2 separate regions of the Mus musculus genome follow, and region 2 is linked to region 1. A link is a loop called in an ENCODE intact Hi-C map of the cell type or tissue named here. Cell type or tissue: gastrocnemius. All regions are shown on one strand. Each heading gives the region's core, and the rest is flanking DNA. Links, peaks and the distances in the headings are about the cores only.

Region 1 (16,117 bases), core at 3,050-11,049:
GGTGCCTTCAAGAAGAGATGATTGTATGTAGTCATGACGTGATGTCATGTAAACTGGTCCTGGATTTCTGTGTGGTCTGTCTTCCTCCTATTCTCTCACCCCTAAATGCTCCAGACTCATCAAGAGAAAATTATCAGATAAAAACAGAGATAGAGATTCTACAAAACCCTCGACAGCTCTCCTCAAGATTAACAGGACCATTGTAAAGAAGGATATCTGAGGTGAGCCACAGCCAAGACCAGTCCCATCCATCATCGCCAAGCAAAAGACAAGGTGAAATGGTACCTCAGGCCCAAGGCCCTGGACTAGAAAGGGAGCATTAAGACTCTAAAAAGAAAATCAGAATTAAATGTGTACTCCAGCCAATCATAGAGTAGATCCACCGTTGTAACAAATACAGCACAGTAATATCAGATATAAAACAAGGAAGCTAGTTAGGGACATTTGGGACCGCTATACTATGCAATCTATACACCTAAAACTTATTTAAAAAAAAAGTTTAATCATGCATAAAATTCTCAAAAATAAATTAAAAATAATAATTATTAAAATGTTTCAAAGGTTTTACTAAGAAAAAAACTAAAACAAAGAACCAAAAGGGTGTGCTAGCTTTTAGCATTCCTGTCTTACAGACGAGGAAACCAAATAGTGAGGAAAGTAAATGCCCTCTTCAGAGATGCTGAAGATGCTCCTCCTCTCAAACACTCTGAGGACTAAAGCTGTGTGTGCACCCTCAGTCCTCCCCACCCTCAGTCCTCCCACCCTCAATCCTCCCCACCCTCAGCCCTCCTACCCTCAATCCTCCCACCCTCAATCCTCCCACCCTCAATCCTCCCCACCCTCAATCCTCCCACCCTCAGTCCTCCCACCCTCAATCCTCCCCACCCTCAGTCCTCCCACCCTCAATCCTCCCACCCTCAATCCTCCCACCCTCAGTCCTCCCCACCCTCAGTCCTTCCCACCCTCAGTCCTCCCCACCCTCAGCCCTCCCACCCTCAATCCTCCCCACCCTCAGTCCTCCCACCCTCAGTCCTCCCTGCCTTCAGTCCTCTCCCATCTCATTCCTCCCCCACCTTCCGTCCTCCTCCACCTTAGTCCTCTCCCACCTTAGTCCCCCACCCCCAGCCCCCCCACTGAAGCCTCCCAAGGCTGCAGGAGAAAGTAAGCTCTTTCTCTACCATATGCAAATTCTCTCCATAGTCACTACTTTTGGGGGACCCTGTAGGCTGAAGCCAAAGGGCAGACATTAAGTCTACTGAATCAGAAGCTGTTGCTCCCCAGCTCGGGTTTCTGCTCACTGGCTTCAGGCTCTCTAGGGATTCATTGTTTAAGACTCAAAAGATATTTCCCTGGGGTCTTTCAGGAGCTGCAGAATTCTTCCCACCCCAGCTCCAGGAAGTGGGTAGTATCCTCCATCTCCCATCAAGGCTGAACCTTAGCAGTCCTGATTCTCAGGGCCAGCAGGCTGCTCCCACTGAAACACACAACACGGACTCTCCACAGCTACCTATGCTTTCCCTACTGTGAGGAACTCAAGGAAGAAATCCTTAGAGATCACCTGGAGCCCCTGACAGCCCTACTAGAGTCTTCTCGTGCAACAAGGCAGAAAGTAAGGAAGAGGAGGGAGAGGAGGAGGAGATGGTAGTGGCAGGGAATGGGGGATGGAGGGAGAGAGAGAAGGAAAGACAGATAGACAAGCATAAATAGGTTAATAAGATCATTCATTAGACAAGGGTACTTTGTATCAACACTAATTCATTTGTTCCCTTAGACCCACATGCTGGAAGGCAAGAACTGACTCTCCAAAGTTATATTCTGAGACTCTACATTTGTGTTATGGTATATGTGCATGTGCGCACATACACACACACACACACACACACACACACACACACACAAAGTAAACATTTCATTAATAATAAAAATAAATAAATTATACATTTAATTAAAATTTAACTTCACACATTAGCCCCATATTCTTTGGGTAGGTGATATATGAACCTGACACCATTCTTAACCTTTAACTTTTAATTTTTTTCTATACTTCTTTTCTTGTGTCTCTTTAATAATAATATCTGTTGCCTTGGTTGAACCTTCAATTTTAATAATCTGTCTGTGTCTATAGAATAAGCACAGATCCAGGGGCAAAGGGCTGTTTCTGAGATAGCCTAGTCATAAGTCAGAGCTAAGTTCAAGCCTACTAATTCTGTAGATTACTCTCCAGCTACTTTACAAAGACCTCAAATGAGAGACACATATCTTCAACGTTTCTGTAGTGTACACTATTAGTGCAGAAGTATTGCCTTAAAATTAATTCAAGAAATGCCAATGATTTGACTACTTGAGAATATATCTGTAAATACACCATATTTACTGTAACTAGCAAATTCTATGAAAGCAATCAAGCACAAATTCAGGTTAGATCACAAAGTTTGGACCATCAAGCTTCCAGCTAAATCCTCCCCTGACACCAGCAAAGCTAGCGTGGCAGCCCTAGAATGGTCCAGAGCAGAGGCCAACCTGCAGATCCATGGGATAACATCACCGGAGTGTGTGATGGCGAACAGCCTGCCATGGCTTCCCAGAGGGAATTATCATGATCTTGAGCAGTTCTAAACAGTTCTACCTTGGCCAGGGTTCCTGTGGTACTCCTTTCTCACCAATACCATTCCAAAATTCCAGAGACTTCCCAGGACTGTGAACAGCAGGCTTTGCATAGACAATGGATGGAGTGCTAGGTGTGAAAGACCATCCTCCACCTCCACCTGTAATCCTCCACACGGCCGGGGCTCATCTCCTCACTCCCAGTGTTCCACTGTTGCTCCACTCCTTGTATGTCATGAAGAAGAAAGGAATCCTATTCCTCAGCTAAGAAAGCTAACAGCCACTTAACAGCAAGAAGCAGACACCCTATACCCAGAAGACGCTCCAACATATAACAAGGACACATGCTCCACTGTGCTCATAGCAGCCTTATTTATAATAGCCAGAAGCTGGAAACAACCTAGATGTTCCTCAACAGAGGGATGGATACAGAAAATGTGGTATATTTACGCAATGGAATACTACTCAGCTATTAAAAACTACTTCCACTTTCCCTTGAGGGGAACTTGATCTGGTATTGGGTGAAGGAAAAGGCCTGAAGCCCTGAGAGCCAGCAGAAAGAATGGAAACAGGCAACCTCAGGAAATAGGAGGTTACAGGGAAGGGGGGGACCCTCCAGAATGCACCAGAGACCTGGGAGGTAAGAGACTACCAGGAATCACAGGGAGGGAACTTAGATGAAATGCCCAACAGTAGGGAGAGGGAACTTATAGAGCCCACCTCCAGCAGGAAGACAGGGCATCAAGTGAGGGATGGGGTTGCCATCCCATAGTCACACCTCTGACCCATAATTGTTCCTGTCTGAAAGAATTACAGGGATGGAAATGGAGAGGAGCCTGAGGAAAAGAAGGTCCAGTGACAGGCCCAAAGTGGGATCCAGCTCAAGGGGCAGTCCCAAGGTCTGATACTATTACTGAGGCTACAGAGCGCTCACAAAAAGGGGCCTATTATGACTGCCCTCTGAAAGACCCAACAAGCAGCTGAAAGAGTCAGATACAGATATTTGCACCCAACCAATGGTCAGAAGCAGCTGACCCCTGTGGTTGAATTGAAGCTGAGAGAGAAGGTGACTCAGCAGTCTCAATTAATCTGGACTCCTGAGATCTCTCAAACACTGGACCACCAACCAGGCAGTATACACCAGCTGATATGAGGCCCCCAACACACATAAAGTAGAGGACTGCTGGGTCTGTGTTCATTCAGAGATGATGCACCACCCCAGGGAGTTTAGAGGTCAGGTGAAGGGGCGGGGGCTAGGGGGTATCCACATGGAGACAAGGGGTGAGGAGGAAGTGTGGGATGTGGAGCAATGGAAGGGTGGATGGGGGAATGGAATATGGAGTGTAAAAAATAAAGTAATTTTTTAAAAAGAAAAGAAAAACAACTTCATTTCGCAGACAACTGGATGGAACTTGAAAATATCCTGAGTGAGGTAACTCAGTCAGAAAAGATGCCCCTCAACAGAGGAATGGATACAGAAAATGTGGTACATTTACACAATGGAGTACTACTCAGCTATTAAAAAAATGAATTTATGAAATTCCTAGGCAAATGGATGGACCTGGAGGGTATCATCCTGAGTGAGGTAACCCAATCACAAAGGAACTCACACAATATGTACTCACTAATAAGTGGATATTAGCCCAGAAACTTAGGATACCCAAGATATAAGATACAACTTGCCAAACGCATGAAATTCAAGAAGAACGAAGACCAAAGTGTGGACACTTTACCCTTTCTTAGAAATGGGAACAAAACACCCATGGAAGGAGTTACAGAGACAAAATTTGGAGCTGTGACGAAAGGATGGACCATCTAGTGATTGCCATATGCAGGGATCCATCCCATAATCAGCTTCCAAATGCTGACACCATTGCATACACTAGCAAGATTTTGCTGAAAGGACCCAGATATAGCTCTCTCTTGTGAGACTATGCCGGGGCCTAGCAAACACAGAAGTGGATGATCACAGTCAGCTATTGGATGGGTCATACGGCCCCCAAAGGAGGAGCTAGAGAAATTACCCAAGGAGCTAATAGGAACTGCAACCCTATAGGTGGAACAACAATATGAACTAACCAGTACCCCGGAGCTCTTGTCTCTAGCTGCATATGTATCAAAAGATGGCCTAGTTGGCCATCACTGCAAAGAGAGGCCCATTGGACTTGCAAACTTTATATGCCCCAGTACAGGGAAACGCCAGGGCCAAAAAGGGGGAGTGGGTGGGTAGGGGAGTGGGGGGGTGGGTATGGGGGACCTTTGGGATAGCATTGAAAATGTAAACGAGGAAAATACCTAATAATAAAAAAAAAGAACACATATGGTATGTACTCACTGAAGTGGATATTAGCCCAAAAGTTTGGAATACCCAAGATTCAATTCACAGGCCATATGGAGCCTAAGAAGAAGGAGGACCAAAATGTGGATGCTTCAGTACTTTTTAGAAGGGTGAACAAAATACAGGAGGAAATATGAAGACAAAGTGTGGAGCATAGACTGAAGGAAAGGCCACATTGGATGCTGGGAAGTTCTTGCTGATGGAAGCCTGATACAGCTGTCTCCTGAGAGGCTCTGCCAGAGCCTGACAAATACAGAGGCAGATGCTCCAATCCAACCACTGGACTGAGGGTGGGGTCCCTGATGGAGGACTTGGAGAAGGGACCTAAGGAGCTAAGGCAGGTTGCAGCCCCATGGAGGGAGCAACAGTGTCAATAGGCCAGACCCCCAGAGCTCCCAGGGACTAAACCACCAACCAAAGAATACACATGAAGAGACTATGGCACTGGCCATATACGTGGCAGAGGATGGACATAGTGGGAGGAGAGATCCTTGGGCCTGAGGGTGTTGGATGTCCCAGTGTAGGCAAATGCCAAGGTGGTAGGATGGAAGTGGGTGGGTGCAGGAGCACCCTCATAGAGGCCAGGGAGGGGGGAGGGGGTTTCTGAAGGGAAGACCTGGAAAGGGGAAAACATTTGAAATGTAAATAAAGAAAATATCTAATCAAAAAACAAAAAACAAACAACAACAACAACAAAAAAAAACAAAAGCAAAGAAACCCTCCTCTCACCCATGGGGGAGGGGCGCATTCAGAATTCCTGTGACAAGAGGGAGGACACTGTTCCCCTTCATTCTCCAGCCACTACTTTGCTCCAACAATCAGTCAGCAGGCCACTAAATGAAGGACAACCTGCGGTCCTTAAAGTACAAATCTGTAAGTGGAAGAGAGTTGTTCTAAGGAAAGTAGAGGTTAGCCCCAGTGTGGTTCCCAAGGTTTTCCTGGGGTGATATGAATGCCATTTAGGATGGGATACAGAATAGATGACTCCTGTATTCAGCACTCTGCCTCTCTGCTCACTTGTATATCTCCCCACACTAACTCCAGGAGCAGATGAATTTGTCATATACAGAAGAAAGCAGCCCTCCTTATAGATGGCTGTCAACGCAGATGTATTTCTCAGCAGTATCTCACCCCGTACAAAACCTACAAGCGCAGCACCTGGCCAGAGGAAACACGACACGAATATTTTCAAACGAAGTAATTTCAAGAGTTGTATTTCTAGCAAAGCAAGATTCGTGCGTGTGTGCTTGTGTGCAAAAGGAAAAACCTGCCAGTTAGATGTGCAATGGTTACAAGAGAAAGAAGCGCAAGGGTCGGGGGGAACCTGGAGCAGCCAGCCTTAGGTGTTATCTTGAGGAGCTTCTGCCTCCCAAAGGTCAGCTAGACCTTCAAACCCAAAGAACAGGCTGCCATCCCCATACTAGATTGTCCCTCAAATGCAGGGCTGTCCCTGACCACAAGGTGCATCATATCAGAGCTCTTTCTTGGAGAAAAAGCTAGATACTATCTTGTGAGTGTCCCCATGATAAGCCAGAGCCTCTTGGGGGCTGGAGTTTGCTTGGTTCCATCTAGTCTGTAACTTGGAGCACGCTAATAAATGATAGCCATGTTTTCGCAGTTCAACAGCCCCATCTGGTCACCAATCTTCTCCCTTCTTCCCTCCTACAGGAGAGAAAGAGGGCGGGGTACTTTGCAGTGAATGGTGGGAAATGGCCTCCTTTCCCGCAGCCACTCACGAAGGACCATTCAGGTTGGTTTGTCCAGAATTTAAAGGAAGAAAAAAGTCCACACCCTCCGTGACTGTGTCTCTGTAGTTACCAGAAAGGTCTGATTAGCCCAGCTGCCATACAAGTCCTCCAGTGAGCTCCATATAGAGTTGAGGCGTCACCTCGTGGCTAAAGCTGGAAGTACATCCAGGAGTAACTCAGACCTACCCCAAGCTCATGGCTTGCTTTCTGCATTCCCTGTAGCTAATAGCTACAAATCATTAGATGCTGCATTTTTTTAAATGCCAACCTGTTCAAGGACTGTAATTTTGCCCAATGTGTCTGTCCCAAAGCAAGGAATAGATAGAATGTACGTGATCAAAACCCCACACCTTAGTAACTTATTCTTGACGTGGTGCTCTGCCAAATACCTCTTCAAGCTTAGAATCATCCTGAATATCTGTAGACCCTAGTTAGCACCTACAGGCAAGTAAGTCCATGCAGAGACTGATAACGCAGTGGGTAGGGGACAAACCAGAAAAAAAAATGCATTCTTGGCAGAGCACAGATTTCTGTGGGGCTTGTTCAGAATATGTTAGGGAAGGGTCCTCTTCCTATGGCTTCAAGTGCTGGCAAATATTAACTCTTGCCCCTTGACACAATTTAAGGAACACCCTGAGGGGGCCTGGCCTAGCAGGACTGAGACAACAACCTCTGGGGCCGGAGCTCTAAGCACCCTCTCTGGGAAGGTTGGAAGAGCAGGTCAATGGATATTATCAGGGCCTCTCCAGAATGGTGATCTGGATCCGGCCTGTGAATAGTGAGCTTTATTAAAGAGCAGCTGGGAGAGATGGCCTGAGGGAACTCAGTACAGGTACTCAACACAGTTTCTAAAGCTCTAAGCAATGTTCCTGCCTTCGTGTCAGCTGCACATGAGGCGGTTAAATGGCAAAGCCAGTCTTGGGTGGCTTAGCGTAGATTTGTACTAGTTTCCAAGCCCAGAAAACCAAACAGCTGATTGGGTTGCTCCATAGATCTCCATGAATGAGCTTTCGGGTGTTTCCATCCTTCCCTGGGCCCAGCTTTCAGACAAAGGCAGAGAAAGGCACACTTAACTCTTCCCCTTCAGTCCAATCTGGGGAGGAGACGTGACAGTTTTCTCTCTCTCCTTCCTCTTCATATCCATCCTGATTGCAGACCCGCTGGTCCTCTTCATTGTTTCTTTTTCTCGCCTTTGCATTTATCTTTCAAGGTCGCTCTTGCCTTGACTAGAACAAGGCCTCCTAACAAGTTTTCTTTTCTTTTTTCTTTTTCTTTCTTTCTTTCTTTTTTTTTTTTTTTGTTTTTTTTTTTTTTTTTTTTGTTTTGTTTTGTTTTTCGAGACAGGGTTTCTCTGTGTAGCCCTGGCTGTCCTGGAACTCACTCTGTAGACCAGGCTGGCCTCGAACTCAAAAATCCGCCTGCCTCTGCCTCCCAAGTGCTGGGATTAAAGGCGTACACCACCACTACCTGGCTTAACAACTTTTCTAAGCTGAACTGAAAGCCTAGTTTCACCAGGAGCCATATAGTCTTACTGGTCAGTCATGATAGGACTCTCTTAGTTATAGGTCAGATCTCTGCCACAGTTAACAGTCTCTGTCTCTGTCTCTGTCTCTGTCTCTCTCTCTCTCTTCCTCTCTCTCTCTCTCTCTCATTGCTGTTCAGAAGGGTAGTAAGCTGTTTTTATTTTTCTGAGCAGAGTCCTTTAGAGAACTTTTTCCTTCATTTTCATTAAAAGAAATTTTCTCACATTAAACATTTGAATGCCTCCTGCATTCCACAGGCAACGTGTACACTCATCCTTAGAACTGGAGATCTAGTGAGAAGTCCAAGGGAGTAGATGGATACAGTTCCACCAAGAAAATTAGGAACAGTAGAAAGATCTGTAAAGATTAAATGTGAGGGATCAGTCTCGATCCAGGACAAGAGAGGGCACTTGCTATATGAGACCTAATTGAAAGGACAGACTCTTGGGAGGGACAAGATGAGGCTGTCAGCAGTGGGAAGTGCTGTGAGCTGAGTCTGGAGCTTGGAGATGCAGGTGGTTGTAGGGAGCAAATGGGAGGGACAATACAGGCCACCAGGCAAAGTCTGGCATCGCTGTGCTACCAGGGGGGGACTTGGATTCAAGGTTGATACCTAGCCTTCATTTAGGGACCTCAGGAGTCACTTGGGGAGTTAACATCAGGAATTGTAGGATGAGTAAGGTGGACTGAATAGAAATGTTGATGGTGGAAAATGAAGGAATTCACAAGCCAGGAAAGAGAAAGCTGGAGTTTGATGAGGGATGCCGCTTAGGCTTTAGTTAACTCCAGATGTCGTCAAGTTGACAGCCGTGGCAGTGATTAGAAAATGAAAGAAGAGGTTCTAGAGGAAGGGCGGAGGAGAGAAAAGGAAGGCAGTCTAAAAGGAGAAGTAAGAAAGAGAGAAGAAGAAATGGAGAAAGGAGGGAAAGAAAGGTATTGCTTCTGAACATTTTGGTTGGTTGTGAACTTGGCATAACCTAGAATCAATCACCTAGAAAGAGTGTCTCAGTGCAGGGTTGTCTAGGTCAACTTGGCCAGTCATCTATGAAGAGTTCCCTTGAATGCTTTCCCTGGTGTGAGAAGACCCAGCCTAAAAGCAGGCAGTACCCTTCCTGATTTGGGGCCCTGAAATGCGTATGAGTAGAGAAAGCTAGCTGGGAACAGAATGAGCACACATCCGTCCCTCTGTTCTCGACTATGGATGTGATATGACTGACTGCTTCAAGTCCTCGCTGCCTTGACTTCCCCACAATGATGACTGTAACATGGAACGTCAACTAAAACAAAACCAGGACACTGACCATTTAGGAGAGGAGAGATTATGATGTTTATCAAAACCACACATTTTTAAATAATAAGCACTTCGATGAAGTTTAAGTACCTAGAGACAAGAGCAGCCTCCAAGTGACGCTGCCCACACTGCATTCTGGTCCCTCAGTCAGGACTCTGCTCTCCACTAAGCAGTCAGCCCGTAATGATGTGGATCTTGCTGTTTTCTTGCACACACTCAGTGTAGTAACTTTTACATCACCATGACCAAATATCTGACTGAAACACTTAAGGGAGGAAGAGTTTGTTGCAGTCCGTGGTCTGAGGTGTGGGGATGATAAATCAGGGCATCTATCATGGTGGTAAGGAAGAAGACGAAGAGGGACAGAAAGGAATAAGGTCAAGATGTCCCCATGGATCTACCCTGCAGTGACTTATATCCTTTAGCAAGACCCAAACTTTTCAGAACTTCCCAAAATAGGACCAGCAATGTCACCCCAGCTTTCACACTTAAGAGCCATTTTACAGGCAAGCCCGGCAAGCACTGGGTGACCTACAGAAATTACTCTGTTTTTCTTATTAGAGAAATGAGTTGGAGACATCAACATTTGGGCTAATAAATCTTACGAAGATTTTCTTATTTCATGAACTCTAAGCTACACGAGTTCATGTCTCCACATTCCCGAGATAGAGGTTTTCTAACTAGCAGTTAAGATGTAACTGTCCCTGCCTGCATCGCTGCATAGCTACCATGGGGGCCTGACCACATGACTCTCCAAACTGAGACTCTCTGGAGAGTAAAAGAAGAACACCAGGTGACACATGGTGATAAATATAAATGGGGACTGTCCCAAGGAACCTGGACAGCCAGGGTCACCCTAGTTACATCTTTGTAAGTACTGTGTAAGTTGACTAAATATCTTGTAAGATGTCAAAGCATATTTTAAAAAGAGTACATTAGGATTAAAAATTGTCATTAGAAGTATTGTGCCAGGGCTAGAGAGACGATGCAGGGGTTAAGAAAGCATGCTTTCTTCTAGAGCAGCCATGGTCCGTTCCTAGCACCCATATCAAGTGGCTCACAAACTCCATGGGGATTTGACACCGGTTTCTGATCTCCATGAGTACCCACATGCGCGCACACACACACGCACACACGACACATCAAAGCCACATATCTAGAAATGTATGAAGACAGCTCTGGGCATAATCCAAAAAGGACAGCCTGGATGGATATGTTGGTCAGGCTATGCGCAAGAACAGAAACTTTGTATGTACAGCAAAACCACCTTATTTCATAACATGTAATAATCGGGAATGTGACCTGAAGTGTTTCAGGAAACCCTCATGGGCACTGCATGCTAGAAAACCATCAGTGTAATGTGTGTGTGTGTGTCCCGTGTTCAGGACTAAGGCTACAGTGAAGTAGAGCCACACAACCAGGCAAGTACAACCAGAAACACCTCAAGTTCATCAGGAATTTGATTCTTGAATTGATTTTTTAGTCATCTGTGTTATAGGGCTGTGAAGAAGAAATGGGGGAAAGGGGAAGGAGGGAAAGAAGAGGGTGTATGACAAACCACACACAAGAAAGGACGGCGTTTATACAGCTCTCATGTTAGTAAAATCATTTTGGTATATATTCAAGTGAACCATGAGAGAAAAATGATATTTGTGGCTGAATATTAAAGCTCTGTAGAATTCTCTTGAGCACAAGGTTAGGGAAGAGTGCTTTGGCTTGAGGCTACTATAAACAAAGAAAGAGGATGCAAAGAGCTGCAGCTCCCTTGAGCAGCACTGAGCAGGGCTGGAGATTTGTCAGTTGGTAGAGCACTTGCCAACCATGCACAAAGCCCTGGTTAGGATTCCAGCACCGCGGCAACACAGCTGTGGCACACAAGTGTAATCCCATCTCTGGGCAGGTAGGAGTAAGAATACCAGAAGTTTAAGGTCTCCTCCTTCACCTATATAGCAAGTTCATGGCCATCCTAGGATACAGTAGACCTCTCAAAAATAAATTTAAAAAAATTCGAGTGATCTGTCATACCTTCTGTAGAGGCCATCAGCCCTTGGGATTTAAGAGCACATGGGAGTGACTCTTTACAGTGTAAATTACCTAGCACGACCACCTAATATTCTGACTATGGAATTGTGGAATAGACAAGTGATTCTGGGAAAAGTGGTCCAAAATCCACATGAGAAACTGTGATGTTTGGAGGACATAATAACAGACAGGTAGGAAGGAAGGGTGGATACAGATCACCGAGAGCCTTGACAGTCAGCTAAGAAGATTGCTCTTCATTCTGTCAGCAGTAGGAACTCATAACTGTGCTAAGATTATTGTATTCTGGTTGGAATGTTTTCAGTTAATCCAGGCTCTTTTAATAGTGTGATGTTTTAAGGACTCTACAGGCTTGCTGGAGTTTATGATAGAGATGGTGAGTAGTCCACTTAACAAGCTCATAAGAATTACTCTGAATTGCTGGCTGGGAGTGCATAAGATGAGTCCGTCTGATTGCTAGACTTCCCCTGCTTGAATACAAGTCACAGGATCTGTGCAGTTAGGAAACAGAGAAAATGAGACAAGTTTTGCCCTTTCTGGTTTTCTCCTAAACATCCAGGGACCACAAATGGTACATTCCAGGAGAAAAAAATGAACACTAACTTAGAGTATACAAATTTACACATCAGAAAATTCCAGAAGTTCTTTTTATCTGCAGCTGTCCATGCAGTGGAAGAGACCTAAAGTCTTGTGCTCTCAGAAGCTCTTAATTCTCTTACAAAGTATCTATCATGGCGGTTCTCAGCCCCTTTGGGATCAAATGACCTTTTCAAGAGGGTCACATCAGATATCCTGCATAACAGATATTTACATTATGATTCAGAATGGTAGCAAAATTATAGTTATGAAGTAGCAATGAAAATAATTTTATGGTAGGGGGTCACCACAACACAAGGAACTCTATTAAAGGGCCATAGCTCTAGGAAGATTGAGGACTACTGCTCTAGTATAAACTGTTGTTCTAGATTCCTTTGATCTCTCTCAGGTCCTTGAGAACCACCAGGCAATGCCTGTGTGAATCTATGAGACATCACTCGTACAAATCTAGAATGACTAGGGAAGAATTTCGGAAGATGCCTAGTTCTAACCTTGTTTAGAATAGGAGACAAAAAATCAAAACTAGATTAAGCAGCAACTGTGGGGTAAAGATGTGTGAGGAAATGCTGAAATACCTAAATTCTGTTTTCTTTACATTTTTTGTTCCAAAGGAACTTGTAGTATAATACACCAAAAAGATTTTCAGTGAAGAAGTTTGATTAGAAGTGGTTCTCCGTGTACCACTTTGAATATCGTTAGCTTCTGGGCTACTTGGTAGAGACTTTTTAGGCAGCTTACAAATACTTGATGAATGAATCTCCGCAGTAGCACACACATTTGTTTATAAATTTAAAAAGTGATCTACATGTATTTAAATGGTATGAGATTTTATTTCTATTTGCAAATGAAAATAACTTCCCAAAATTTTAACTATGTTTGAAAAGTGTCCAGCTTTTAAAAATCTAAGTAATATGGTCTAAGTAATATAAATACAGTAGCAACTGGGCAATATGGAATTTTTCATATAACACACTACTATTTAAAGCCAAACCCTAATTTAAGAGATGGAAAAACACCACTGCTATTCATGAAGCAAATAATAGCCACCTTGTTTCCATAACAAACATTTAAGAGAGTTGTGTCCTAATGGAAACTCGTTGTTACTGAATAAAAATCCTTAGAGAGAGGGAAAAGTACCTTCATATATAATCTGCATTGGGGATGCAAATTGGAGAGAAACATACACCAGAGGATTTGCATTTAATCAAATCTGAAGCAAGTGACTGCAGAAGCATCACTCGGTGTGCAGAAGGCTTCCTTCACACAGGACCAGGCTGAACTAACCAAGAGTTCAGGACCCCTCCCTAAGGACATTTCTCAGAGGCCTGGCACTGTGGCACCACCCAGGATGGACAGCGGTGAGTTGATTATTACAATTAAAAACAATCTTCAGAAATCCTAATTCTTAGATCTGACTATAGTCTTGGTGTCATCAGATATAAAAACGCAATAGCACTATCAGGCTCTGAGAACAAAGCAGGAGCCAATTGTTGGTGATGTTCTTATAACTCTGGTCACAATGTGTTGCTTGTAGATTTGATTTTGCTGCACTGGCTTTAAGTGGGTATTTGTTCTGAGCAAGAAATCTACTCAAGTGATTCTTATTAAACGATGACCTGAATATTAACTTTTCCAGAATAGTGGAACTTTGTGGTCAATGTAGCACTTTCTTGGAAGCCCTCAATTATAAAGAAAGGACAGAAAAATCCACATGTGTACAGATCTTGAGACATCTTTTGGCAACTGATTTTAAACTCTTTGGGTTAATGACAATGGCTGTTCTGCTAATATATGATGAGGAAGAGGCTTGAGAGTCATTTCATGAGTTCCAAGTACATATAGGTCTCTCCTTGTCTGTTCATCCTGAACTGGTATGTGTTAGTGTTGGTGTAAAATAGAACCCACCTGATCCAGAACAAATTTGAGATGTCAATGTTAGCATATTAAGTGTTAATAAATGACAGAAGAATACTTTTTAAATTCATTATAAAGTACTTTGAACAATAACTTGATACATTTTAAGTGATGTATCTCTTTCAACTATGATTCTAAAACCTAAGAATTGGGACGGAGTGCTCAGAGCACCTGCCTGCTATGACATGGCCTTAGCTGGCAGGAGAGCTCAGTCAGTACTCCCCCTGGAAGGGCTAATAGGCAAGAGGCAGAAGATGAGAGAGCTTGTGGGTCACCACTGTGGATGAAATGACTTCCACACAATCCCAACATGTCCAGTAATTTGACTGTTCCTGTTCGAAATGTCCCATCTTTACTTTAAGCTGATGATGCCATGAACCGTTGACATCGTTTTCTGATTAATAGTGCAAACTTTTGGACTTGATGACCTTGGAGACTTTTCACCTCTGGTGGTCTCCTGGCAATAAAGCTAATGCCCCTGCTTCCCAGATCGGAAGCAGAGGCACACACAGAAAGCTTCTAGTAGAGGCACAGCAAGCAGCACCGGTGTTTCTGAGAGAGTATCTGCCTTCCCCTCAGTGAGGCAGACAGAGCCAAGGGGCGGGATGAGGAAAAGGTACAACAGAGGGACAGTTAACCCTGACAATGACCAAGCACACTATATCATTGCTGCACTGTTTGGGACCTCAGTACCTCTCTCTCACAATCAGAATCTGGAACAAGCACAAAGGCTTGTACCCATCAACAACCCACCCATTCAGTATTCTTTGACTCTTTTGAGTGACTGGAGAACTATATACAGTGATGTAAGGAGCTATGACTCAGAGCTGTGCCCACTGACTTCGTTGTGCTGTCGTTGGGTTACAGAACTCAGAATGGAACGTCTTTGCTGAAGTTGTAGGGGAGGTCTGATTGGATGTTTGTCTCACCAGGTCATTTCATTTCCGTGCTTCATGTCACCAGCACCTCCTTAGCCTCTCTAAAGAATTCAAAAGCAAGATAATACATCTCAAAATGTCATTAAAGTACTAAAATAAGGATATGTTTCAAATATCATATGTGTACTTGGCATAACTAAAAATACCTCGGGGAAGGGTCACCGATATCATAAGTATCAAATTAATCTTAGAATATTTGAGTTTGTTTTGATGGAAATGGTGATGAAACAAATGAAAACAACAGCCCCATTAAGTCTACTATGGGTCAAATTCTCCAAAGAAGAGGGGACTAGGGGACAGTGTGACAGAAACATTTGGGTACAGATATGTAGTCACAACCCTGCAGTGCCAACTTCTTTCCCAATTCTAAAGGATGAGTTAATTCCCGCGGTTGGGTTTCCTTGTGCTCCCTCCCTCTCTGGAAACACTCATCTTTGTTTTCCCAACAACTGATCTGAATGTAAGTTTGTATCTAGAGCATTTGAATAAAACCTCTCCCCAGCTCTCTGTGCTGATGCAGGTGTAGATTCTTTATATAGACACAGCACACGGTGCGGGCCAAAATGAGTAGGAGTGGAAACACCAGGGACATTTATGAACCCTGAATATCACTCTGTCCAACACAAGGAACAGAGACTCTTCCAAAGAAATAAAGCTGTCCCGGGTGGGATGTAAAAATTTATGCTAAGCACCATTGATTTGCTGAAATTTTAATGCACTCGCGTTTACTGTTGTCAGAGTTGATGTTCACGTTTCCATGCTGAGGCTACAAAACTCATTTATCTGGCTAATCTCATTTCCTCACCATGCTTGCTCCCATGACACTCAAAATCAAGGGCTTGCCTCTATGTCCTATGATATGATTCTTGCCCATATTCTAAGAACCTTAGCAACCCCAATGGCTTTTCTCAAGTTCATCTTCCCCAACTTCTCTAACATCTATATCTGCATCTGCATCTGCACTGTATCTGTATCTACCTATACCATCTACGTAGATGAGAGAGCTCTAGATATCTCAAAACTTGTAAGACTACACACACACACACACACACACACACACACACACTATCCATTTATTGAGCACCTACTAGGTGCCAGGCACTTGAAATTGCTGGTTATCCTTT
Region 2 (16,117 bases), core at 3,736-11,735, 570 kb before region 1:
TGAACCAATGGACAGAAGCAGCTGACCCCTGTTGTTGAGCTGAAGAAAGCTGAAAGAAGCTATGTGTCTGATGAGGTCATTCCATGCTTGCAGTCCTTACTGAATGGTGTCACCAAGCCATCTGTGCCATCTTAGAAGTAGTTGTTTTCTAGTTAGCACCTCTGAATCCTGGTAAGGTTTTGGGAAGTGTGGGAGATTGAGGGAGCCCCATTACTACTTCTTGTTGGTGCCCTTTGGAGCTTTCTACTCCACAAGCATCTTGGTTCAGCGCTCAAGGACAGCACCATTTCCTGACCAGGACTACTGCGTTGGCTAGCTTTATGTCAACTTGACACAAGCTAAAGTCACCTGAGAAAAGGGAATTTCAAATGAGAAAATGCCTTTATAAGATCAGGTTGTAGACAAGCCTATAGGACATTTTCTTAATTAGTGATAGATGAGGAAGTGCCCAGGTCATTATGGTGGTAGCATCTCTGGGCTGCCAGTCCTGAGTTCTATAAGAAAGCAGACTAAGCAAGCCATGGAGAGCAAGCTAGTAAGCAGCACCCCTCCACAGCCTCTTCACAGCACCTGTCTACAGGGTTTTGCCCTGCTTGAGTTCCTGTCCTGATTTCCTTCAATGGTGAACTATGATGTGGAAGTGTAAGCCAAATAAACCCTTTCCTCCTCAGCTTGCTTTTGGTTATGGTGTTTCATCGTGGCGATAAAAAACCTGACCAGGACAACTACCAAGATGGAGATTCAGTGACCTCCTTAGACTCGGATTTCTATAACGACTTTGCCAGAACAAGTCAGCAGCAGAGCAGAGCCACGTGAGGAGAGTAAGCTCTGGCCTCCACTTAGGCTGCTTTCTTGGTCTGCCTGTTCCTGTCTATACTTGTGATCCATGCCTGGTCCCCACCCACTATCCCTGGCAGCCCCTGATCACCCTGTGCCCCTCTCAGCTGGGATTTATACTCTAGGGACCTGGTGTTTGAGCCTCTCTGTCGGAAACCTTGAAAAGCAGCAAGTCTCAATTCATCTGGACAGTGGGTAAAAGTATTTGTACTTCAGTAATATCCCCATATGTTTCTAAGGTGTAACTGGATTTGAGGTCTATTGCTTTAGGACGGTGGTTTTCAACCTTCCTAATGCTGTGATTTTTTTTTTTTTAAATACAGTTTCTTATGTTGTGGTGAGCCTCAGCCATAAAATTGCTTTTGTTGCTATTTCATAACTGTAATTTTGCTGCTGTTATGAATTGTAATATAAATGTATAATATCCAGGATTGCCTTTGGCAACTCATGTGAAAGGATTGTTCAGCATCCCCTGCCCCCAAGGGCTCATGACCCACAGGTTGAGAACTGATGCTCTAGGAGATGGCGGTGAAGAATTAAGTTGGAGAGAGAGGCCAGGGCAAGGCGGAGGGAGGGGAAAGGGGGAAGGAAAATTGAAAGAGAAAATTGCAGCCATATGAACGGACTGTTGGTACATGAATATGAATATTCATATTCATGCAATGAATATGTTGGTACATGAGTGATATTCAAGTGTAACATGTATTTTATTTTCAAGCTCAGGTGGAAAGCATCTGGGATCTGACTCAAGCAATGTCCAGGTAGGCAACAGGGCACAGGAGGTTCAGGGGACTATAAGGTCAATCTTAGCACTCAGAAAGCAGGCCCAGCAGGGAACACAGGTCACATGAGCCCAAGGCTCTGTGGTGGTGAGCGGAATGTATCCAAGATTACTTTGTTGGTGTCTGGGAAGCTGAAGGTCAGAATACAACCCCACAAACTGGGTCAGAGGATAGGAGATGAGGTAGTTGCTCCATCTGCAGGGAGGAATGGTATAAACAGGACACTGGTACAAGTTTCATTCTGGGTTGTTCCTATAGAAGTGATTCACACAATTTGTTAACCATTTCACTTGTAGCACCTATCATTAGTGACTGCTGGAAACTAGGAGGCTCTCAAATATTCTGCAAATGGTGTTAGCCTGTAGGCAGTATGTCATATACATTTGTAAGCAGCAAGGTGGGGACTTAGTCTCCCCTTGTTGATAAGAGGCAGGTGCTAATATCCTCCGTTCTGCATGCAATAGGGTGGAGCGGGATCAATTAGGGCTGGCAGACAGAGCCTGCTTATTCCTATATTGTGAAGAGAAGGTAAACCAAGGAATGGCTAGACCGCCCTATCTAAAGTTACTCTCTTAATGTGGAGGCTGGCAGACTTCGCCAATATGTCCCTGCCACCCTCTGTCCCTGCGAGATGAAAACCCTATGCACCATTCCTGAAAGTAAAAAGCCCAGGGCTATCTATGTTGTTAAAAAAGAAGTCAGCAAACCTAAAAAGGCAGAGATCCCCCCTTTAGACACCTCCAGGGCTCCCCAATGCTTTCTTGACAGTTCACATCCTAGCCAGATAGTTCAAGGATGGCTTTTCCAATTTGGAAGACTGTCTCTACATCAGGAAAGTTGGAATGAACTTTTGCTAAGACAGCCCACGGAATCCCGGACAGGCAATCCCTCCCACTCCCAGCATGCCTGAGCCAATGGGAGGGTCAGTGAGTCAGAGAGGTGGGGTTTTCCTTCCAGGGGCTAAGTTCTGCTTCTATCCTGCCTGCCCTTGGCTTTTTTCTCTTCAGGTTAATGGGATCTGTCAGCTTGGTTTGTGCTTGTGCAGCTGCGTGCACACAAGCCGTTCCCCTCTTCCCATCTGACGGTTGGAGGCCACCCATTATTATCAGCCCTTACTGGTTCAGAGAAATAGAACTTTAAGACAGGCTTCCAGAGAAGTTCCGATAAATCAGTCGCTGTCGTCAGCTCTTTCTGGATGGTGGCCACCGCGGTTACCTAACTAGCCACTCTATTTCCATGCTTTTACTCGTACAAGCCAGGCTCTTCACACCTCAGCCTGAGTGAGCTTTTGAAAACCATAATTCCCTCATGTCCCCTCCTGGATCAATACCCCGTAGTGGCTTTCTTCATCTCTCAGGCTAAGATCCAGGCTCCTTGAGAGGGAGGCTCGGGCGGCCCGGTGACTTTAGGCCTAGCTGAGACAATTTCACGCAGACCTGAGATCTATGGACCTCAGAGATTGTGGGGGTGGGGGTGGGGCGTTCACACTGTTCTCTAGGCAGATGACCTCACATAGGTTACTACTTGGAGAGCTCTCGCACTAAGAGATTACATTACAGAAGTCTAGTTATAAAACAGGGTATAATATGAAATGCTGTCTTGAGGATAAAAATGTAAAGGCTGATCCCAAATTGCACATGAGTTCAGGATTTGCGGGGAGTCTGGGGACACTAGGAGAAGAAGGCTTCATCTGTATGGCCATGGGGAAGCCATTACCCACGTTGGGTTAAAACTGTCTAGTGGACTGTTTGAGACCATCCATGTCCTTGTCAGTAACTCCCAATAAACTCATTGTTTCCCCAGGATGGACTTGGATGGAGTCATACTTTGATTTGGTGTTTGAATCAAAGATGGATGCAATTCATATCACCTCCGTGGAAGAAATGTTCATGAAACTCAAGTAATGTAGTTTCTTTCGTCTTCCTTTAAAAACTGTGGCACAATAAACTTGTTAGTTTTACCACCTTTGCCATTTCCAAGTATATAGTTCAGAGAAGTGTTAAGTGCTATGGGTGTTTTATACCCATTACTTTTATCTATCTGCAGAAGGTTTCCATCACTTGAATTGAAATTCTACCTATCTGATAATGACAGCCCATTTTCCTTCCCCACGAGCCTATGGTGACTAGTGTCTTCACGTAAGTGAAAGCACACAGTATTTATCCTCCTGTGTGCCTGTCTTGTTCACTCAGTGTGTCTTCACAGATCCCTTGTTTATTTCCTCTTGGAGAAAGTCTGTTCAAGTTCCCTGCCAATTTTTAATAAAGCTACCGCTTGATGTCAGGTCACAGGAGCTCCTCGTGTATTCTGGACTCCAATCCCTCATTAGATATGTGCTTTATAAACATTTCCTCACTTCTCTGATTTGCCGCTTTTGTTCTTTTGGTAGAATCTTTCGATATGTTCTGGAATGAATTAAAAAAAAAAAAAACCAACGAAGCCTCATTTGTGTGTTTTTTTTTTTTTTTTTTTTTTGCCAGTGCCTGGGTCACAGTCATTAAAGAAATAGTGCCAACACAGTATAATGAGAATGCCTCCTGTTTTATTCATGGTTTTACAATTTTAGTTGTTACTCTTAGGTTTCTGATGTGCTTGAGTTAATTTTTATAAATAGTATTAAGCAGAGAAACAACTGCTACTACTGTTTCTTCTCCCTCTCCTTCTTCCTCCTCCGTTTCTTGTCCTTGGTTTGAGACAGGCTGTTCCCATGTGACTCCAGCTGGCTTTGACCCTTCTGATAAATCCTCCCAAGTGCTTGTACTGTAGGCAGGTGCCACCATGCCCAGCTCAATGTCATTCTTCTGCACTTGGGCTCCAGGGTTTCTAATATAGATTATTGAAAAGGCTGCTGTATCCTCTTAAAAACATTTTTCTTCATCAACACATGAGCCAAGTAATTACAGAAGTTTTATCTTTTTTTTTTTTTTTTTTTTTTTTTTTTTTGAGATAGGGTCTCTACATGGGTCTGGCTGTCCTGGAACTTGTTCTGTAGACCAGGCTGACCTTGATCTCAGAGATCTGCCTGCCTCTGCCTCCTGAGTGCTGGGATTAAAAGTGTGTGCTACCATGCCCCACTGTGTTGAATTCTTATTGAATGGTCATAGAACTCTTGTTGGAATCATGTGCCCATACCTACCAGAGTTTATTTATGGCTTTCAGACCTTTCCCATTGTTTTGTATATCTGTCTTTATGCTCCTGATATACTATTTTGATTATTGCAGTAAAATGTGAAATTAGGAAGCTTGATTTAACTTTATTATTGTTGCTGTTGTTACTATTATTTTGGTTGTTAGCGCCCCTTTAGATTCATGTCAACTTTAGGAGCTTTGTCTATGATTACAGAAGCAATGTTGTGATTTTGAGAGGGATTCTGTCATTGTAGATTGCTTTGGCTATTGCTGGCGCTTAACAGTATTAAATGTTCCAACCCATGAATCTGGGATGCCTTTCCACTTACTGTTGTCTTATTTAATTTCTGTCAAAGTGTTCTTCACGTTCCTGAGATAGGTCCTTTATTTATATCCTTGACTAATTCCTAGCAGTTATACCTGGAGCTGTTTTCTTTATTTCTTTCCCAGCTTGTTCATTGCTAGAGAACACATTACAGCAAGGCCGTGAAAGTCCATACTGGATCCTTCAACTATGCTGGGCTCACTTATTAGTTATGATTGTCATTCATGAGTGCCAGTTTTAATGCTACATTAATTTTTATGTATAAGATCATATTGTCTTAGGCACACAATTGAACTCTCTCTGTCTCTGTCTCTGTCTCTCTCTGTGTCTCTCTTCTTCCCTACTCCCCTTTCTTTCCAACCCTCACTCTTTCCCTCTTGTTCTTGCGGTGCTGAGGTTTAACCGCAGAGGCTTGCACACGCCAGGCAAGAGCGCTACCACGGAGCTACATCCCTATCTGTTTCCTAATTCTTCTACCTAAAACTTTCAATATAATGTTTACTACAAGTGATGAAATAGGCACCTTGTCTCCTGCCTGACCCGAGAGGAACAAGTTGCTGGGCCTCTATCACCAATATCCCGTTAATTGTGTTATTTAATACCAAACCTTTGCTAGCCTAGGGAGGTTCCTTTCAGTTCCTTCTGACTTCCTTATAGTCATGGAAGGATGCTGAACTGTGTCAGATGCCGAACTGCATCAGTAGAGGTTAATTTTTGTCCCTTTATTTGTTGATGCGGTTTATTGATTGCATTGATTGGCTTTTGTGCAATGGACTATCTTTGTATTTTTAGAATAACTCCTACTTGTTGGTGATGAATACTCATTTTTAATGTACAGACAAATTTCATTTTCTCTTTTAATTGTTTGGATTATCAGAACAATATTCATAAGGATGTTGCTTTGTACTTTTTTTTCTGACTTAAGTGGCCTTGTGGAATGAGTTAAAAATATCTTTTTCATTTTTGGGGGAAAAGCAGGGAGATTTGTAAAGGATTGGTCTTAGTCAAGAGTCTTATAGATTGGCACTAACGCCTATTATCCAGGAGAACTTCCGATGAGTTACTCAGTCTTCTTACCAGCTGTGGTCCATTTGGACTTTCCATTTCCTCACAGATTTCAGTAGGTATTGTGTTTCCAGGAAGTTTTCCATTTTATCTGGGCTGCTATATTTGTTAGTGTGTAATCGTTTAGAATGCTCTCTTAGCATTCTTAATTTCATAGAACTAGAAGTTACATTTCCAAAATGGGACCTCATATAATTGCAAAGCTTCTGTAAGGCAAAGGACACTGTCAATAGGATAAAACAGCAACCAACAGATTGTAAAAAAGAACTTTACTAACCCTACATCCGATAGAGGGCTAATATGCAATACATACAAAGAACTCAAGAACTTAGACTCCAGAGAAACAAATAATCCTATTAAAAATGGGGTACAGAGCTAAACAAAGAATTCTCAACTGAGGAATACCGAATGGCTGAGAAGAACCTAAAGAAATGTTCAACATCTTTAGTCATCAGGGGAATGCAAATCAAAACAACCCTGAGATTCCACCCCACACCAGTCAGAATGGCTAAGATCAAAAACTCAGGTGACAGCAGATGCTGGAGAGGATGTGGAGAAAGAGGAACACTCCTCCATTGCTGGTGGGATTGCAAGCTGGTACAACCACTCTGGAAATCAGTTTGGCAGTTCCTCAGAAAATTGGACATAGTACTACCTGAGGACCCAACAATACCAGTCCTAGGCATATACCCAGAAGATGCTCCAACATGTAATAAGGACACATGCTCCACTATGTTCATAGCAGCCTTATTTATAATAGCCAGAAGCTTGAAAGAACCCAGATGTTCCTCAACAAAGGAATAGATACAGGAAAAGTGGTACAATGGAGTAGTACTTAGCTATTCAAAACAATGAATTTATGAAATTCTTAGGCAAATGAGTCAACTAGAAAATATCATCCTGACTGGGGTAACCCAATCCCAAAAAACCCACATGATATGCACTCACTGATAAGTGGATATTAGCCCAGAAGCTCAGATTACCCAAGATACAATTTGCAAAACACATGAAATTTAAGAAGAAGGAAGACCAAAGTGTGGATACTTCAGTCCTTCTTAGAAGGGGGAACAAAATACCCATGGGAGGAGAAACAGAGACAAAGTGTGGAGCAGAGACTGAAGGAATGACCATCCCGAGATTTCTCCACCTGGGGATCCACCCCATATACAGTCACCAAACCCAGACACAAGTGCTTGCTGACAGGAGCTTGATATAGCTGTCTCCTGAGAGGCTCTGCCAGTGCCTGACAAATACAGAAGTGGATGTTCTCAGCTAAGCATTGGACTGAGCACAGGGTCTCCAATGGAAGAGCTAGAGAAAGGGTCCAAGGAGCTGAAGGAGCTTGCAGCCCCATAGGAGGAACAACAATATGAACCAACCAGTACCCCCAGAGCTCCCAGGGACTAAACCACCAACCAAAGAGCACATGGTGGGACTCATGGCTCCAGATGCCTATGCAGCAGAGGATGGCTTTGTAGGTCATCAATGGGAGGAGAGGCCCTTGGTCCTGTGAAGGCTTGATGCCCCAATGTAGGGGAATGCCAGGACCAGGAAGCAGGAGTGGGTGAATTGGTGAGCAGGGGGAAGGGGGATTTTTGATGGGAAATGAGGAAAGGGGATAGCATTTGAAATGTAAATAAAGAAAATATCTAATAAAAAAGTAATAAAAATAAAATAAAATGTTTTATTAAAAAATGTTACATTTCCATTAAAGCTTTTTAGGCAATCTAAGTCTCTTTTCTAATAGGGTCTGACATGGAGGCCATGGTAGCACCTTCAGAGGGAGAAATGTAGATAGCAATAATGATGCTCTGTGGTGACCGTGTATTGTCTGAAACTATGTCACCATATGCATTAATTTGTTCAATCCTCATGACAGCCTGTGGAGGTGGAGAACTCATTTTCCCATTGACAGAATCAATGGTCACTATTAGTGGGTAGTCTGCCCGCTGCTACACGCCAGCAAGCCAAATAAAGAAAGCCCTTGTAAGCAGATTTCTGATTTTAAATTCTAGCCTTGTGGAGTGGGAAGGCACACCTAACAGAGTTTTCCTTCTGTCATTGCTGTGTAGGGAGCCTGCTGGGCCTTAGGTACCTTTAACTGAAGCTCAAACCACTGAAAACAGACCTCGAATTTGGTTCATTGCTACAGTTTAAGTCTTGGGTTCTGGAGACTGAGTGATGGAAGATATGACCACCAGGTGGCAGTAGCACACACAGACTCTAGTGCTACTCTGACAGGTCTCATTTGTGGCACATACCTTACCACAGGAAAGTATCTGTGAGAGTCTACAGTTACTGCAGGGGCCACTGCGCAGAAAAGGGAACTCCCAAGGGAGGGGGTCAGAGACCCAGCTGAAATGTCAAGAGTCTGGGTCAGAGAGCTCAGCCGAGTGACAGAGGCTTCTGGGGTTTGTGGTTATCAGGTCTTTCTTATCTATGGTTTGTAGATGTTGGATGAAGCCTCCTGGGTTCTGCATAGTAGACAGGCTCCAAATGGCTAGATGTCTGCTTATTTAGACTATGACTAAAAACAACTGGATGTGTAAAAATCTGTGTTTAGTGCCAGAGCACTTTTGAGCTAACAGGTCTCAGCCTGCTGTGAAGAAGTAAACAGCCCAGAAGCCCATAGGCAGAGGCCACTGTAGCTCTTTTGTGTTATGCTTAGAAAGGTTCTAATTGCTAAGAGAGAACTGACCTACAGAACAGCCCACAGAAACCCACCGATAGCTGTATCAGCCTTGTCACCCACAGTCCTTAGGAGATGAAAGGCATCTTCAGAGGCTGCAAAAGAAAACAAAATCCAGAGATTACCTAATGCTGAATACAAATGCCAAGAAATTTAAGCAATAATGTTTAGTCAGAGCCCTGCTAGTCAAAAGTAAATAACTAAACAAACAATAATCTTGCTTTGGAGATTATTTCTCTTTCTACTAGTACGTGTGATTAATGGGCTAAGTCACTGGCCAGTACTTTATTTTTACAAACACACAAGGGGCTCATAATCACCACAGCAGAAAACACTCTCATTCTGTGCCAGGGGTTACGCTTTTCTGGGTGAGATCTGTAGTGATGCTGGTACATGGTCCTCAGTTAGTGGTCTATGGTAGTAAGTATACACATTTAGAATAAGCATTTTTATAGAATGTCTAATTGACAGAAGAAGGTCCAACCCACTGTGGGTGGTGCCATTCCCTAGGCAGGTGTTTCTGGGCTGTTTGAGGGAGCGAGGCAAGCATCTGCCTGAGTGAGCCAGTAAGCAGCCATGCTCGATGGTTTCGTCTGCAAGTTCCTATAGCAAATAATCATTTTTCATAGCAATTTGAAATTGCTGGCCACTCCCAAGCATTATCTTTATACAAAAGGATCCGCCCCAAGTTGGAAAAACAATAACAAAAATTGATCCGTGTCCTAGTTTCATTTCTGTGGCTGTGACAAAATATCATAACCAAAAGCAACTCAGAGGAGGGAAGGCTTGACTGCAGGAACTTGAAGAAGCAGCCATGGAGGAAGGCTGCTTACTGGCTCACTCAGGCAGATGCTTACCTCACTCCCTCAAACAGTCCAGAAACACCTGCCTAGGGAATGGTACCACTCACAGTGGGTTGGACCTTTGATGTCAATTAGCAATCAAGGCAACTCTGTCTGTACAGACATGCTCATGGATAAACTGACCTAGGGAACTGCTCAGTTGAGGCTTTCCCCTCAGCGGTCCCTTTAGGCTGTGTCAAGCAGATAGTTAAAGCTAACTAGGACCATCTTTCAGTTCAAGAAGTTCTTGATGTATGGTTTTGTTACTTACATCTTACCAAGAAGAGCCAGATGTTCACAATGATGATTTTGGCACTCTGGGTTACACAACAGACAAGTTGGTGCTGTGATTTGGACCCAGGTCATCTGACTTCAGCTTCTAGTATTAGGGACCATGTTATATGCCCTTAGGACTAATACCTCAGCCTGTCCACAGACTGGTGATCTCTGTGTACTGTGACCATGGCAGTTTTGAACAAAGATCTTGTATACAATGACTCTAAAACACATGGAAATTTTGTAAGGCAGAAGTTAGGCAGGGTCGGCTGATGGGGCCTGACACAAAGGGAGAAGAACAAACATATCAGCATTTGTGTTAATGATGGCTCATGGCCAGAAAGTCAGGGGTTCCAACCACAGACCCGACACTTTTCAGCACTAAGCACAAATCACCATGGATCCACAGCTGCGATCAATCCATGTTTTCTCGCTTTGCGTTCAGGTCTGGTCTTTGGAGACTAATGTGAAGAGGTGTAAAAATAAGTTCTGTTGCTAGCCAGATTCATTATGGGCTGCGCCAAGGCCCCCAGCACGGTCTGCCTGGGCTGCAGGATTGATTGGCTCAGGCCCCTCATCCAGCCAAAGACGGGCTGGGCTGGCTGGCCCAAGGCTGCCCAAAGGGATATAACTTAAGCCAGAGAGACCACCTAGCCCTGCCCAGCACACTAGGCTCACCCTGCCGCCTCTCATTACTACCCCCTTCCCTTTCCCACCCATCCAGCTTAGAGACCTCCTGGGAGATCCAAATGAGACAAGGACTGTGAAAGGCCCGGAATAGGATGCAGGATGTGGGGTGCACATGTGGCCCCATAAAAGGAGTTTGTCACATTTTACTCCTGGTGTCCTTTTTAATTGATAGGAGCTTTTATTCATTTATTGTTTACTTATGTATTGCATTTCACATCTTACTTTTTCTACTGAACCCTGCATTCTCTGAGAGCTGAGACTTTTTAAAACTTTTCTTTTGTTCCAGGGACCCAGTCCTATATTGGACTAAGGATGATGTTCTGAAAACAGTTGGTAAATACACTAACTCTTTAACTAAGCTGACCACTTTTTATTTTCCTTAGTGCTGTTTCCTCCTTGTGTTGGTTTGAATGAGAAACGTCCCACCATTGTCTCTAGAATTTCAGGGCTTAATCCCTAGTTAGGGGTGATGTTTGGGCGGTTTAGGAGGTGTGGGTTGGTGTACTCTCTTTGATTTCTGCCTGTGGTTCAAGACGTGAGCACTAGAAACCTCCAAACCACTCAGGCTATTGCCAAGGCTGTTGGTTGTTCTCCAAAAACTCATGTTAAGAATTCATTGCTGGCCGGGCCTGGTGGCGCACGCCTTTAATCCCAGCACTCAGGAGGCAGAGGCAGGCAGATTTCTGAGTTCCAGGACAGCCTGGTCTACAAAGTGAGTTCCAGGACAGCCAGGGCTACACAGAGAAACTGTCTTGAAAAACCAAAAAAAAAAAAAAAAAAAAAAAAAGAATTCATTGCTGAAGACAACACTTACATATCTCACTGAACATGAAGAAGTTAGAGCCTTCATCTTCACTAACTAATGATACTTCATGGTACTTGAAGGTACTGTGCATTCTACCAGAGGCGAAAAGTAACCATTAACCCAGCTACAAATCCCAAAGCCCCTAAGAGTGACCTACCTGCTTTCTATGCTGATACAATAATGGCACAAATGTTATGGGAGTGACAATCTATTATCTGATTAGATTTAAGGTCCACTCCATGAGATGGAAGCCCAACACTGTTCAAGTGGCCAAGAACCTGAGACTAGATAGACCATAGGCCTAGAAGGAAACAAAACACTGTTGTTCTTCTAAAGGGACACAGCAATAAAATGACTCCTAATGACTGTCTACTATGCCCATAGACCAATGACTGGCTTAGTCATCATAAGAGCAGCTTTCTTCTCCAGTAGATGGGAGTGAATACAGAGACCCATAGTGTGCCGAGAGTGAGAGACCTTGGCACACTCAGTCCTATAATCAAATACTTTCCCTCAGGACTTAGAGAACCCTGCAGAACAAGAGGCAGAAAGATTGCTAGAGCCAAAGGGGTCAGATGACAAAAAAAAGTAAACCGTTATCTTCACACATAACAGAACTGGCACACATGTGACCTCACAGAGACTGTGGTGGCATTCACAGGGACTACATCATATATGCCAGATGGTATCCCAACGCTGAGTAGACACAAACTCTCAGCCCTAACCAACATCGATCTCTACATGATAACTGCTCAGAAAGGAAAACTCAGTTTTATGCAACAGAATCTCATTAGGTATATAAATCACCCTTCAGGGCAGGGCCATGCCCAGCAGAAGATACCAACATAAAATGAACTCAATGGTGGGTTTTGTAGATTTTTTAAAAAAAAAAGTCTCATATTGCTTTGGGCATTTAAAAAAGTTTTATTGTTTGTGTGCATATTATGATTTCTGATTTTGGTTTTTTTTTTTTTGTCTTTTGTTTTGTGTGTTTCTTGTGCTTTTAATTTTTTCTTGTATTTTTGCTTTTCTAATTTTCCTGTTTGTCAGGTGTGGAATTGGATGGGAGGTGGAGAGGGCCTGGGAGACAATGGAGGAGGGGAAGCTGTGAAGAGAATATATTACAAAAATTTCAATTAAAAAGAAAAGCTGGGTGGGGAGGCATCCCTCCTGCCTCTGCTGCTTGGTAACCCCAGAGCTCTGTAGATGGAAACTAATTTCAAGGTTGGGGGGTAACTACTATACTCCTTCTCTGGAATCCGTTTCATGTGTCATTGGTGTCCTTTGCCATGAGATGTATAATAGCTCCTGTAAAGAAGCTTATCCCCCAAGGAGGCTTTGCAGCACAGTTCCTGGGAGCACAGCAGAAGTCCTTGGAATCAGGACATCTTTGACTTCAGAGACACCCACCCCAATGCCACCTACTCTTCCCACACCTTAATTCAGTCATAGATGATGGAGAACCTATTCAGATCAGACACTGGATTAAAAGCTGGGGTGACAATAAAGGACATGTCCTGTCTTCAGGGTCTTGAAGCCACCCAAACACAGATTTCAGAGACCATGGAGAGGGCCCAAGCAAGGGCGCTTTACTGAGCACACACCAACAACTGAACCAGAAATGCTGAAGGAAGAGGCAGAGGAGAGCAGGATCCAGAGTCACAGCAAGGAGTTTGACCTGCATTTTGGGACACTGGAGAAAATCTGGATCTGTGGTGTTGTGAGGAGCACAGGTGTGGGGTTGTGAGGAGCATAGGTGTGGGGTTGTGAGGAGCACAGGTGTGGGGTTGTGAGGAGCATAGGTGTGGGGTTGTGAGGAGCATAGGTGTGGGGTTGTGAGGAGCATAGGTGTGGGGTTGTGAGGAGCATAGGTGTGGGGTTGTGAGGAGCACAGGTGTGGGGGTTGTGAGGAGCATAGGTGTGGGGTTGTGAGGAGCATAGGTGTGGGGTTGTGAGGAGCATAGGTGTGGGGTTGTGAGGAGCATAGGTGTGGGAGTTGTGAGGAGCATAGGTGTGGGGTTGTGAGGAGCATAGGTGTGGGGTTGTGAGGAGCATAGGTGTGGGGTTGTGAGGAGCATAGGTGTGGGGTTGTGAGGAGCATAGGTGTGGGGTTGTGAGGAGCACAGGTGTGGGGGTTGTGAGGAGCATAGGTGTGGGGTTGTGAGGAGCACAGGTGTGGGGTTGTGAGGAGCACAGGTGTGGGGTTGTGAGGAGCACAGGTGTGGGGTTGTGAGGAGCACAGGTGTGGGGTTGTGAGGAGCATAGGTGTGGGGTTGTGAGGAGCATAGGTGTGGGGGTTGTGAGGAGCATAGGTGTGGGGGTTGTGAGGAGCATAGGTGTGGGAGAGGAACTGACTCAGGTTTGCTATGTGGCTATCGGATGCCCGGAGAGAGCATTCTTCAGATTTTGGTAGACCGGTTTAGCTTGCACAGGAAGAATGAGAATTCAACATCCTCTTTGCTGTTATGGCCAGAATTAAAACAGTTCTTTTTAACAGTATGAACAGCTGTGCAAACCCTGAGTTCGTCTACAAACTGCTTAAATAAGTTATGCACGTCAGCACTCCCAAGACAAGCTCTATGGCAGTCTATATATGCCTATTTTATGATGTGAGTAAAAGAGACACTGTTTAACACGCACATGTGCGTGCGTCCATGCCTGTGTGTCTGTGCGCATGCATGCATCTGAGGGAGGTGGCAAGGTTTGCTCACCCCTTCCAGCTTTTCTGAGAGGTGAGTGGAAGTGGAAGTCACCATTACTCAACGCCCCTGAAGAATATAGTGGATGCTAGTGTATTCTGAGAGCCAGGTGTCTGAGAGTCAGAGGAGAAGTCTTGTCAGCAGGCATCTCAAGAGTGAACATGTGTTTCTGTGTGTGTCTATGCTGTGAAAACACAAGTTGAGACACATGCCTGGGATGTGTGATTTCCCAAGTTGCCATGTAAATTATGAAGTTAAGAAATGTCATCTCCTGGACTGATAAGATGGCTCAGTGGTTAAAGGTGGTGCCGGCAAGACCATGAACTTGAGTTTCATCCTGAGACTCACAGAGTTGAAGAAGACAACTGAATTTTTGCAAGTTGTCTTCTAGCTTCCATAGTACACCTGCACTCCCACACACCCTTGGCCACCCAGGTAATTATAAATAAACAAAACAAAACGTTTTAAAGAAATGTTGCCAGGCCCTGTGTAGCTCTTGTGGTACAGAGTGACATGGTTCCTGCTCCTGGGAGAGTGCCCCAGTATGAGCCTCCATGAGTGCCGATGGCTGCTGTGGACGTAAGGCTTGTTTGTGTAATAACATACATATTTTCTCACTCCAAGGAATGTCCTCTCTATTAATGTTAATGACTCCATGATAAAAAGACAGCAGGTCCAGGAGATGAAGGTATGGCTAATGTCTCAGCAAGATGGTAAATGCTGGGACCTTTAGGACAGCCCTTGAGGCTATGGGAAAGAACTCTAGATGCATGAGATCAAAATATATAACTTCTCAGCTAGGAAAATATAAAGATGCAATATGAATTATGAGGAGTTTCATGAATCTAAAGGAACAACAGCAGCTACACTATGAGGCAGCTTGTCAGATACAAAGACATGCAGAATCCTGAATTCAAGGTCAGCCTAGGACAGAGGGAGGCTAGGCCCAGATGTGGTAGAAATGGTTATTTCAGGGCAGGGTCCCACCCAACTAGCTTATTGTCTGTGCTTCACAAAGGCAGGCAGATCTTTGAATTCTTTTGCAATGTTAAGTAAAAATGTATGCTTCCTGTCTCCTAAGAATCAAAGGGCTGGGAAAACAGGATGCCAATTAATAAGATAATCTAAAGGAAAACCTGAGGTTTGATATGTAAAATTAAAGACTGGACCTATGTTCTGCAGGAAATGAGCTATCCAGAGACATTTTTTTTTAAGGATAAAAAGAGAGAACTGCTTGGAAACACACACACACACACACACACACACAAGCAGGATATGGACAGAGAGATCTCTTAGAATAGCAAGGAATCAGAAAATAGACAGAGAGATCTCCAGAGAGAAAGCAGAACATAGACGCAGACTGGACAAGCTGTATCAAGCAGAGCACAGGTTGTCAGCTTGCTTCCACCACTTGACTTCAAGTCATTCTTTTTGCCACTCCCAGACACCCCTTCTCTCAGAACCCCTCTGTATGCCAAGGTTGGTCCTTGGTAAAATGTTACTGTTAAGTAAAAGTAGTCCCAGGTAGTGGGGCAGGGGGAAGCAATTTGAATTTTTGTATCAATTTCAATTGATATAAAATACAATTTACAGTACTGTGTATGCAGAGACAGACCATAGGTGACAGATGTAAATCATGCGTTCTGCTCCTGTTGGAGAAAGAAAAGGAGACACAGAGAGACAGACACAGAGAGGCAGACACAGAGAGATATTAACACACTTAAAATACAATTGTTGGAATAACATTATTTTCCAAAACAAGGGATTGCAAGGACCTTGGGGAATCCTCCTTTTGGGTGTCCTAAGAAAAGGGGCAGGATGCTGCAAATCATCTCATAGGAGTCATGTTACTGTCTCTGCTGACATAGAATCTGGCAGGGGTAGTGACCACAGAGACTGTTCCAAGCCATCCTGCATTGTCTTGGCTCTTTCAGAGGCTGATGGGAATTGGCCACCCAGCTAGAAACCTCTGAACAAG

The links. Peaks named below come from ENCODE experiments on the same cell type or tissue, not always from the same donor. Only the 100,000 strongest peaks of a DNase experiment are listed, where the experiment ranks them.
Region 2: it touches region 1 in a loop (12-fold over the local background); 36 of 42 quality-filtered maps call a loop at or near these places.

What each region holds. Positions count from the first base shown.
Region 1 is chr9:51,326,190-51,342,306 of GRCm38, reverse strand. The region is part of intron 1 of Gm39338 (a long non-coding RNA gene); the gene reads right to left. It overlaps 1810046K07Rik (RIKEN cDNA 1810046K07 gene), which reads left to right and starts at 13,389. Exons shown (of 5, transcript NM_001372554.1): 1 at 13,389-13,499. The coding sequence starts at 13,490. In gastrocnemius, for the core only: a CTCF peak has its summit at 6,833; DNase peaks (open chromatin) are centred at 6,822 and 7,353; H3K4me3 peaks cover 272 bases; H3K27ac peaks cover 383 bases.
Region 2 is chr9:51,901,392-51,917,508 of GRCm38, reverse strand. It overlaps Gm6980 (a long non-coding RNA gene), which reads left to right. Exons shown (of 4, transcript XR_870743.2): 2 at 672-821; 3 at 1,561-1,598; 4 at 3,423-4,033. 4933407I05Rik (RIKEN cDNA 4933407I05 gene) reads right to left here and starts at 3,080. Exons shown (of 3, transcript NR_040731.1): 1 at 2,950-3,080. In gastrocnemius, for the core only: no CTCF peak of the experiment used is centred there; a DNase peak (open chromatin) is centred at 8,343; H3K27ac peaks cover 490 bases.